Linked DNA regions of Homo sapiens: regions 1, 3 and 4 are each linked to region 2. The links are chromatin contacts, found by Hi-C or POLR2A ChIA-PET in ENCODE. All regions are on one chromosome and are shown on one strand. The core of a region is the stretch at or near the end of the contact, and the rest is flanking DNA. Distances in the headings are between cores, read along the strand shown.

The links. Hi-C counts contacts between places; a loop is a spot of excess contacts on that map. ChIA-PET counts read pairs that join two places held with the same protein, here RNA polymerase II (POLR2A). Pooled maps may share reads with other maps.
Region 1: POLR2A ChIA-PET joins it to region 2 with 11 read pairs in Panc1. The contact joins two enhancer-like sites. POLR2A ChIA-PET finds 5 or more read pairs at or near these places in 2 of 52 experiments (Panc1 and activated CD4-positive, alpha-beta T cell).
Region 3: a loop to region 2 is called in a pooled map, with 4 times the contacts of the local background. The contact joins two enhancer-like sites. A Hi-C loop is called at or near these places in 1 of 168 maps with a recorded cell type or tissue (aorta) and 4 of 50 pooled maps. POLR2A ChIA-PET finds 5 or more read pairs at or near these places in 1 of 52 experiments (HEK293).
Region 4: a loop to region 2 is called in a pooled map, with 2.8 times the contacts of the local background. The contact joins two enhancer-like sites. A Hi-C loop is called at or near these places in 2 of 50 pooled maps. POLR2A ChIA-PET finds 5 or more read pairs at or near these places in 2 of 52 experiments (H1 and PC-3).

What each region holds. Positions count from the first base shown.
Region 1 is chr1:6,665,855-6,668,599 of GRCh38, forward strand. It overlaps DNAJC11 (DnaJ heat shock protein family (Hsp40) member C11), which reads right to left. Exons shown (of 16, transcript NM_018198.4): 4 at 1,855-1,956. Among named protein-coding and RNA genes, the nearest start is that of DNAJC11, 35 kb to the right of the region's middle. Within about 2 kb of position 1,254, at least 3 of the 41 ENCODE cell types and tissues checked have a DNase peak (open chromatin) inside an H3K27ac peak, as active enhancers do.
Region 2 is chr1:6,742,570-6,745,269 of GRCh38, forward strand. No RefSeq gene overlaps it. Among named protein-coding and RNA genes, the nearest start is that of LINC01672, 19 kb to the left of the region's middle. Within about 2 kb of position 1,367, at least 22 of the 41 ENCODE cell types and tissues checked have a DNase peak (open chromatin) inside an H3K27ac peak, as active enhancers do.
Region 3 is chr1:6,858,812-6,861,511 of GRCh38, forward strand. The region is part of intron 3 of CAMTA1 (calmodulin binding transcription activator 1); the gene reads left to right. Among named protein-coding and RNA genes, the nearest start is that of CAMTA1, 75 kb to the left of the region's middle. Within about 2 kb of position 1,365, at least 9 of the 41 ENCODE cell types and tissues checked have a DNase peak (open chromatin) inside an H3K27ac peak, as active enhancers do.
Region 4 is chr1:6,821,150-6,823,961 of GRCh38, forward strand. All of the region lies in intron 2 of CAMTA1 (calmodulin binding transcription activator 1), which reads left to right. Among named protein-coding and RNA genes, the nearest start is that of CAMTA1, 37 kb to the left of the region's middle. Within about 2 kb of position 1,507, at least 5 of the 41 ENCODE cell types and tissues checked have a DNase peak (open chromatin) inside an H3K27ac peak, as active enhancers do.

The DNA.
Region 1 (2,745 bases), core at 4-2,503, 77 kb before region 2:
CCTCCCCCATCCCACCTCCATCTGCCAATACCGACCTTCCAAGCCAGACCTCCCTCCGGGCACCTGGCTGGGAGATCCAAGCAGGAACCATGAGCACAGCTCAGGGCACCTCGGAGATTTTCAACTCTCCCAATTATCCTAAACTCCCTGGCTCGGTTCACCCAGGGTTTTGATTCTCTACCTCCATCTGACCAAAAGGTAACCCTGCACTTCTGTTGAGGGGGAGAGTGAGTAGATGGGAGCAGAGGTGTTACCATTTTCAAATATACACTTTTTTCCCAAGAGAATTAAATCATTTATTGATTACACATGATAATGAGTGATACACAAGCTTCATTCCCATCCATAATTTTATCTGGTCAGATATACTTTGAAATGTGGGATTCAAAGAGATGGACATGTTCTGGATATATGGTCCTTTAAATGCTGTATGGGTCTTAAATAAACTGCTTTCCGGAATGTATTTCATCAGAGGTTTATCTTACTGTGCATCCCAGTTTAAGCCAGCATTTGTTTTTTTTCTTTCTTTTCTTTTTTTTTTTTTTTTTTTGAGATGGAGTCTCACTCTGTTGTCCAGGCTGGAATGCAGTGGCATGATCTTGGCTCACCACAACCTCCACCTCCCTGGTTCAAGCTATTCTCCTGTCTCAGCCTCCCAAGTAGCTGAAATTACTCGGGAGGCTGGTGGCCATGCACCACCATGCCTGGCTAATTTTTTTGTATTTTTAGTAGAGATGGGGTTTCACCATATTGCCCAGGCTGGTCTCGAACTCCTGACCTCAGGTGATCTGCCCGCCTCTGCCTCCCAAAGTGCTGGGATTATAGGAGTGAGCCACCGCACCCGGCCTATTCTATTCCTTTACAAGGTTTAAAGAAAATAATAATGCTACTTATAACTTTGTATGGCTTCTGCTCTCCTTCCAACAACGTTGATGATTTGACACAGATCATGGGAGAAGAGGCTGATGGAAGACCGGGGAGCTCCCAGCTCCTTATCATGACAGATACAGGCTCTCTGCCAGGCCATCCTGGCCACAGTGATAGGGTCTGGCCATTGAGCCCTCTTTTTAAACACAGCTGAACAGTACACCGGGCCATGTTTCATTAGCCATTCAGTGCAACTGGAATCTCAAAGTGACCAAGCTATCCTACTTGCCACAGAGCTGGGGCACACGTGCAGAACAACCTCCCCAGCAAACTGAAAGGAAAAAGAGAGCACACTTAGCATTGAAAAGTAACTCTGACTCAGTATTTAAAGGACTTAAACTCCATCGGTGATCTGGGACACCGATGCTGCTCAAACAACCCAGTGACCGGTGGTCACGGCACCAATGCCCTGGGGTGATGTGAGCAGGGACTTCTGCTCAAGGCCATGTGGACATGCCCTGAGCCCTCTGCATTATTTGGCTCTCCGTATCCTAACGGGTAAGCAAGGACTTCTGCTGCCTCAATGCTTAGGTGGTTAGGTGGCTGTCCTCTGCCCTGCCTGCCTCTGTCCTCTGATTTCCAGTGTCAAGGACTTGGGCAGCACAGTTGGAGGAAACAGCCTTCAGTGACTAGCCTGTATATCTGCTTGGCGAAACTCCCAGACTTCTGGAAAAAACAGGGGACTGGTTTTGTCTTCCCTCCACATGGTACAAAACCTCCTGGAGATGAGCAGCAGTGTGGCTGATGGCTACCAGGGAGGTGTTTTCCAGAAAGATACAACTTTGACATAATATAAGCTAAATTTTGTCCCACCAGCTTGTATGTTTTTACTTTAACAATCCACCAGCACCTCATTATTTCAGACCTGGCTTCTAGTTATGAGGCCTTTTCATGAAGTGTCCTCATGAAACGTGGCCCCTGGCTTACCTTGGGATTGGTTCGCTGCTGCAATCTCCTCTCTTCTCTCTCTCTCTGCAGCCGCTCAAACTCCTCTCGAATTTCAGCAGGGGTTCTCCTCCTTTCCACAACCTATGCACAGAATCAAGATGGGAAGACAGTTGAGGACCCAGGAGGTAAGGGAAACGTACACAAAGAGCTGCAGCCATTGATTTTGGTGTGTGCATGCTGCCTGGGGTCCGGCCACAGCCTTTCCTCAGGAAGGACCCCAAACCATGAGTTCCACCATCCGATGGCTCAGGCCTGGGTGAGGGAGAGCTCACTGCCCTCCTGGCCCTTCCCAAGGTTGAAATGAGTTTTCACTCAGCTCTCCAGAGTGACTTAAACATTCTTTATTTTAGCAACTTATCTCTGAGGCTGCAGAAATCTTACAAGGAAAATGTCACCTTATGAATTTCTTTCTTTTTTTTCTTTTTTGAGACGGAGTCTCGCTCTGTCGCCCAAGCTGAAGTGCCGTGCATTATCTCAGCTCACTGCAAGCTCCGCCTCCTGGGTTAACACCATTCTCCTGCCTCAGCCTCCTGAGTAGCTGGGACTACAGGCGCCCGCCACCACCCCTGGCTAATTTTTTTTTGTATTTTTAGTAGAGACAGGGTTTCACCATGTTACCCAGGATGGTCTCAATCTCCTGACCTCGTGATCCACCCACCTCGGCCTCCGGAAGTGCTGGGATTACAGGCTTGAGCCACTGCGCCGGCCTACCTTAAATTTCATAGTGTAAATTTCCTAATGAATCTCAGATAACAAATGTTAAATATCAAGACGAAGGCAAGCTGGCTCTCCCTAGTGGTCTGAGACAATCGCTAGAGACTCCTTTTGAGCTTCTTGGACCAAGGATCTCGAGCTGTCGGGTCTAGGTGT
Region 2 (2,700 bases), core at 117-2,616:
ATATATAATTATACATATTAAATTATAAATTTTATATAAATATAATTATAATTATATATTAATATATTTATATTTACATAAATATATTTATAATTAATTATAAATATATTTATATATTATATATTTATATATTTATTTATATATAATATGTATTTATATAAATATATATATTTGTATATATCATATATTATATGATATATATATAAAGGGGAGTTTATTAAGTATTAACTCACACCATCACAAGGTCCCACAACAGGCCATCTGCAGGCTGAGGAGCAAGAAGAGCCAGTCCGAGTTCCAAAATTGAGGAACTTGGGAGTCTGATGTTTCGAGGGCAGGAAGCATCCAGCACAGGAGAAAGACGAAGGCTGGGAGGTAAGCCAGTCTCTCTTTCCACATTTTTCTGCCTGCTTACTTTCTAGCCGAGCTGGCAGCTGATTAGATGGTGCCCACCCAGATTAAGGGTGGGTCTGCCTTTCCCAGCCCACTGACTCAAACGTTAATCTCCTTTGGCAACACCCTCACGGACACACCCAGGATCCATACTCTGTATCCTTCAATCAAGTTGACACTCAGTCTCAACCATCACAACACCTGATGCAAAGTCACAGGCCGTTGGCTTTCATGCCCACCTGTATGGTAAGGCCAGGATTCAGAAAATGTTCCTCAGTCCCCAAACCAGGACCTCACCACACCCGAGTCACCACTGCCAACCCCCAACTCCCATCCCTATTTGCCCTCTGTGCCTGGCGGGGGGTTGGGGGAGTTTGTTTTGTTCCTCAAAATGTGGTCCATGGGCCAGCTGCGTCGGCATACCTGGGCACTTGTTGGAAAGGCGGGATCTCGGCCCCACCCTAGATCAGCTTAATCAGAATCTGCATTGTAACCAGAGCCCCCTCAGTGAGTCACGTGCACAGTGGAGTTTAAGAAGCTCCTCCCTCCAGGACCCTGCTCCACCTGGGCTGTCTTCTCACACCTATTTCTCCTCTTCTTCTGCCACCTCCGCAGGTGTCTCGGCTTGGATTCCTGCAGCTCGGGAGGACACATTAGGGAAATGTCTATGATGCTCTTTCTGCCTTAGCTTGTTAGAGTTGGCAGCAGAAGAGGCCCCTCCTGGTAGCGCTCGGCTGGGCCCTGCAGCTGGCTGGGGGAGGCCTCTCTGTGGCCACACGCCTGAGGTCTGGGCTGGTTCCCCTTGCTGCTGCCTCTCTCCTGGGTGGACAGTGGTCTAGAGCTGTGCTGGGGGCCCCGTCCTTCCTCCTATGCACCAGGCTCAGCGAGAGGCAAAGGCGAAGGTGTGAAATGACTTTGACCTTGGTGTTTAGGCAGATCCCTCTCACTCTGAAAGTGCTTCAACATGTTGGCCTGGTACGTTCCGAGCACTGTGGAGTTTTGGCAGAGTGGCCGATAAGTATTTTTAGTTCCTTCCTCCTTAATGTTTGCCAGAAAACCACAGTCATTACTCATGAGGAGGAGAAGTTTCCTCCCTCCCAGGCTCCAGAAGAGTCCGGGCTTGCCCTCAGATGCCCACTGAGCTGCCCCTGCCTGGGCTTCTAAGCTGTCTTTGAAATCAACATAATGCTAACACCTACAATAAAGCAGGATACCATATATTTTTTAATAGACTAAGACCTGAGCTTTTTTTTGTTAATTAATTTGGTGTTTTTTTTTTTTTTTTTTTTTTGAGATGGAGTCTTGCTCTGTTACCAGGCTGGAGTGCAGTGATGCGATCTCAGCTCACTGCAACCTCCACCTCCTGGGTTTAAGCAATTCTCCTGCCTCAGCTTCCCGAGTAGCTGGGACTACAGACGCGAACCACCATGCCCAGCTAATTTTTTGTATTTTTAGTAGAGATGGGGTTTCACCATGTTGGCCAAGCTGGTCTTGAACTCCTGACCTCAGGTGATCTGCCCACCTCGGCCTCTCAAAGTGCTAGGATTACAGGCATGAGCCACCGCACCCGGCCTTTTTTTTTTTTTTTTTTTTTGAGATGGGGTCTCACTCTGTCACCCGGGCTGGAATGCAGTGGCACCATCTCAGCTCATTACAACCTCTACTTCCCAGGCTTAAGTGATCCTCCCACCTCAGCCTCCTAAGTAACTGGGACCACAGTCATGCGCCACCACGCCTGGCTAATTTTTGCGTATTTTGTAGAGATGGGGTTTCATTACGTTGTCCAGGCTGATCTTGGACTCCTGAGCTCAAGTGATCCTCCCTCCGTGGCCTCCCAAAGTGTTGGGATTACAGGTGTGAGCCAGCTTGCCTGGCCCAATTTATTTGTTAAAATTCTAGTAAAATATACCTATCATAAAATGTAATATTTTAATATTTTAACCACTTTTTTTTTTTGAGACGGAGTTTTGCTCTTGTCGCCCAGGCTGGAGTGCAATGGCGCAATCTTGGCTCACTGCAACCTCCACCTCCCGGGTTCAAGCCATTCTCCTGCCTCAGCCTCCCGAGTAGTTGGGATTATAGGCATGTGCCACCACGCGCGGCTAATTTTGTATTTTTAGTAGAGACGGGTTTTCTCCATGTTAGTCTGGCGGGTGTCCAACTCCCAACCTCAGGTGATCCGCCCACCTGGGCCTCCCAAAGTATTGGAATTACAGGTGTGAGCCACCGCTCCAGTCCTATTTTAACCACTTCTAAGTATACCATTCAGTGGCATAAGTATATTCACAGTTGTGCAACTATCACCAC
Region 3 (2,700 bases), core at 115-2,614, 120 kb after region 2:
AACTTCTGACTGTGCAGTATAGAGCATTCCTTTGTCTAAAAAAATAATATGGATGTTTTAAGACCATTCAGTCATAACTGGAAGCTGCCTTATAGTTAAAGGACTTTACATATTAATGAAGAAAGGGAACATACAAATCATTATGTCCTTTTTGCCATAGATTGCTGTCCCCTCCCATAGAAATTATCTTATTATATTTTATTACAACAGTGTATGTAAAATATATACTTATAAAAGTAATAAATGGTCTTTGAAAAATTCTAATAACAGGAGTGTAGAGATTATAAACTGATTTTATCCTAAAATTGTACATCCTAGGAGATAACCATTGTGAGCAATTTGATTTATATCCTTTTTTGGACTTTACAAATGCTTGTGTAAATCGCGTGTGTGTTGTATGTATATATGTTTGAGTGTACATACAAGAGGAATCATATACAGCTTCCCTGTTTTTTCCTCCCCATTTATACACCATGTTGTGGACATTTTTGTGTCAGTGCCTGTGTGTGGGTATGTGTGTGCATAAAGACATAGCACGGGTATGCCATAAAAAGTTTTCAGCCAATCCCTTATTGGTTGTCGTCATATTTTGCTCTTACAATAAGTGATGCACTTAACATCTCCAGTTATGTTCTAGGACAGAAGTGCTTGTCAGAGTGTAAATATTTGACATATGCCCTTAGAAATGTTGTACCAGGCCAGGTGCAGTGGCCACTCCTGTAATTCCAGCAGTTTGAAAGGTCTGGGCAGAAGGATCACTTGAGCCCAGGAGTTCAAGACCAGCCTGGGCAACATAGGGAGACCTGGCTTTACACAAAATAAACAAAATTAGCTGGGCATGGTTGTGCGTTCCTGTGGTCCCAGCTGCTCGGGAAGCTAAGGTGGGAGGATCACTTGAGCCCAGGAAGTCGAGGCTGCAGTGAGCTGTGATCGTGCGAGTGCACCCCAGCCTGTGCAACAGAGTAAGTCCGTGTCTCAAAAAAAAGAAAAGAAAAGAAATGTTGTAGAATACCAATTTGGACTCTCATTAGCTAAAAGTGAGAGCATCCATTTCCCCAAACCCTTACCAATGGTAAGTGTTGTCAGTCTTTTAAATCCTTTCTCAGCCCAACAGGTAGAAGACTCAGATCTCCTTTTAATTTACATTTCTTTGTATATTCCTGCAATTTAGCATGGTTTGACCATTTATGCTATTTTTTTGGATATGTTACTTTTTATAATAGTCTTCAGTCTTTTTTTCTAGTAGGTTCTTCGTTCTTTTTCTTTCTGATTTCTGTTTTTCTTTTAAAAGAAGTATGTATAATATTTCTCCCTTTAGTCATCTGTATTTCAGTCTTAGTTTTCTTAACTCATTATGTCCTCATGCCAATCCTATGAGTCATGCTCCCAAACTCTGAATCTTTTTGGCCTTGATGGCATGTGTACTTGGTCTTTCCCACACCAGTAATTAAGTATTCTCCCTAGATTTTCTTCTTTGTTTTGAATTTTTATCCTTAGATGTTTAATATAGCTGAACTTTTTTTATATGTGAATGGGATGAGTTAGAGCTCTAATTTCATTTTTCTCCAAATAAGATGGTTATTATTGAGTCATTGATCATTTTCTACTGATTTGAGATGTTGCCATTACCATGTGCTAAGTTTCCACAAATATGTGGTTTTTTACCTGAACTCCTTGTTCATTGATCTGTTTATTCTGTGCCTACAAAATTACCACATTGTTTTTTCTTTCCTTATACACTGATTTAGTTTTTGTCATTCTAACATATTGTAAAGAGGAAAGTATTGCTCCTATTCTGTTCTTAAAGGTCTATCAGGGCCGGGCGCAATGACTCACACCCGTAATCTCAGCACTTTGGGAAGTCGAGGTGGGCGGATTACTTGGAGGTCAGGAGTTCAAGACCAGCCTGGCCAACATGGTGAAACCCCATCTCTACTAAAAATACAAAAAATTAGCCTGGCGTGGTGGTGCATGCCTGTAATCCCAGCTACTTGGGAGGCTGAGGTGGGAGAACTGCTTGAACCCGGGAGGCAGAAGTTGTAGTGACCCCAGATTGTGTCATTGCCCTCCAGCCTGGGTGACAGAGTGAGACTCCATCTCAAAAAAACAAAACAAAAAAACCAAAAAACTGTCAGAAGTGGAGTGTGACTTACTTTTTTTTTTTTTTTTTTGGGTCAGAGTCTTGCCCTGTCACCCAGGCTGGAGTGCAGTGGTGTAATCTCAACTCACTGCAACCTCCACCTCCCGGGTTCAAGTGATTCTCGTGGCTCAGCCTCCCAAGTAGCAGGCACATGCCACCACGCCCGGCTAATTTTTGTGTTGTTGGTAGAGATGGGGTTTCACCTCGTTGTCCAGGCTGTTCTTGAACTCCTGACCTCAAGCGATCCGCCCGCCTTGGCCTCCCAAAGTTCTGGGATTACAGGCATGAGCCACTGCGCCTGGCCATGGAGTGTGACTTTACAGTAGAGATTCATTTGTCTAACATCTCTGTTACTGGTTTCAGTAAGATCACATCATCTTTTTTGTCCTTTGGCAGCAGAAGTTGTAGGTTAACGAAAACTAAAGCAACTTTTCTTGTCACTGAGATGGAATTGAAATGATCTCTAACCCATACTTCTTCAGCCATGACTTCTCACATCTTAGAACACATTAAAAATAAGAATATTTGTAGGACGTACTGGAGAATGAATGAGTATCCTT
Region 4 (2,812 bases), core at 257-2,756, 79 kb after region 2:
TTATATTTTTCTACTTAAAAAGCTGTTAGTTTCTGTTTCTTTAACCTTTTAAAAATCTTTTGTAGAATTACTACTGGGTTTAATTCACTTTGGAGACTTTGGAAAAGAATAATGCAAAATCAGATCAGTGTTTGGCACATAGTGCTTAATTAATATGTATTTTGGATATATGGTGATTTGAAGGCCTTAGGTTAGTAATGGCTGTATTTGCTGCTGTGAGCATTATGCTGACTTGAATATAACAATATATGTTTATGTTTTCAGTTCCTATCCTACTAATTAAATCTAAGCACATAATAATTAGAGCTAAACAGAAAATTGTAGAGCTTCCTTTTGATTTTACTACTCCATGTTGTTGATCAAAGATATTCCCAATAAGATTTAGCAATTTGATACACTGTTATACCAAACTGTTTGAACAGTTTGGTCTAGAGTTTGAAAGATTAATCGTAATCAACTTGAATGAATAACAGTGTTCATCATTATTCATAGAACCAACATTATTTTTTATTATGAATCAAAGTAAAATGAATGTATCATTTCTAGATTAGTTAATATAGTTATAATTTACCTTGGCAGAAGTCACAGAATTTTCGAAGGAAAAGGTCAAATACATTTCTTTGGATTTAAGTAAAGGATTTGGCAATGTGAATCTCATTTTTTTGAAACAAAACATGAAAACAGTAATTCTGCTTTTTGTCTAAGTGAATGAGCATTTTTTTGCATATTGGAAAGTTATATTATACTACACCTTGTAGGTTGACTAGAAAGGATGGTTCGTTCTTTAGAATTAGAGTTGTCAGTCAAGCAAATCATCTGTCATTTTCAAGAGCCTCACTAGTTATTTTTTTATTGTGAAGTAGGTTAGAAAATTATTTTGTAAAGTCTAATACCATACACATATATTTTGTTAGATAATGATAATGAAGTGTTTTACTGTCATTTGGTTGACACTCCCACTTTTCAGTGTCAAAGTTCAACTATTTGTATTGAATACTGAATAATGCAGTGGAAACCAGTATATGCCTTAATTTTACTGTTCACTCAAGATACTATTATTAGGATTTGAAAACTGGTGCATGTGTTTAGTTATTTTATCATTCTTAGTTATCCCAAAACATTAAAAAGCAGATTTTAATTTAAAAACAGATTTTTATGCAGTATAGCCATGTAAAGTTCTTTTCCAGTGTAAAATCAAAGTTTCTCTGTATCCCACTTCACCTGTAGAAACACTGAAATTTAAAAATATGAGTTTTAACATTTTGCCTATTTGAAATTCCAGTAATTCTTTTCTCAGTATTAAACTCGCAATCCTTATAATGTAGTAGGAAAATTTACCCATTGTTATGTTTCTTAAAAACATCCAGTTTATATTCAGCGTGAACCTAAAATTCTGGAAATGGTACACTTTAAAAACTGATCAAGGGGAACCCACTGGCCAGTCATATTCCTGTTCCTTTTGACTCTGTGGCCACACCTCCGTGTAAAGTGTAATGTTTAGAAACTAGATTGAGAGAGTGCTTACACAGCCCTGCCCTTTGGTCACATTTACCACTGCCTGATTTGGTATCAGAGTGGAAGACTGAAGCCTTTTCTATAGCAGTTAATTGTGCTGTTGAGAAGAGTACCTTTATTACATAAATACCACACACACACACACACACACACACACACACAAACACACACACACGCACACTCTTTATATACCGCACAGTAGCTGGGTTCCTCGAAGAGGCTAAAAGAACAGAAAATTAACATCAGATTGTGATCACAAACATAGAAGCTGGGGTTTAAAACTCTGCTCGTAAGTGTTCAGAATTGTACTTCAAACTGATAGCTTTCTCAGAGATATGGCTATTCATATACAATTCAGAGCAAGCCCATCCATTGAGCAACCAGTATAGTGCCGTTTTCATAAAAGGTACCTGTAAATGTTGAATATTTGAATTGAGTATAGATTTTAGAATTTCACCTCTATTTTCAGAATTGTACATATCATGGGGGATTTTAAAAAATGGAAATAAAAGTACTTTAGGGGAAGAGAGAAGGGAGGTAAAGGCTCACGTGATCTGGTATTCTCTGCTTTAAAGTTTTATGGCCCGTGGAACCTCCCTCGGGAGGATGAAGTGCAGGGAGCATAAGCACATAAGATTACCGAGGTTTTATAGTGTGTAATTCATACAGAACTTTCTATGAACTTTCTTTTAGTTGAACAGTTTCCTTTTGGTTTCACAGGAAGATTTTTTGAAAGGTTTAATCTTATTTTCCTATTAAATTAAAATTTGAAATTCTTGAAAGCAGTCAGTTTTTAGGTTTTTAAAGTTTTTATACTGCTTATAGAAATAGAGGATGGGTATTATAATTCAATTGGTTATGTAGTTCATGGACCAAAAAAGATTTAGTATGCCAAAACTCTCTTAAGTTCATCTCCATAAAATCTTTCTATATGATGTAGTAAATTTTTTAGACTTTATTTCTATGCCCAATATTTTCCTTTTAAGATCTTTTCCTTGAGAAGAAGTGTGTTAATCAGATGAAAAATGTTTGGAGAGGATTTTGTGACCTTAGAAAATATTTTTTGTTCTTTGATGTTTTTCATCTGTTCAAAAAAATAGACTGTACTGAACAAAGCCGTAGTAAATAACTGGAAAAAGATATTGTTGTATTTCACTTTTAAGATTATTAACCAATGCCTGTATACTTATGTAAGGTTGCTTAATTGTAAGGCCTATTAAGTTATTTAATGACAGTAAATTTTATAGGGATTTGTGTCTGGAGAAGAATTAGAGATAATCTAATCTTGTTGATTTGG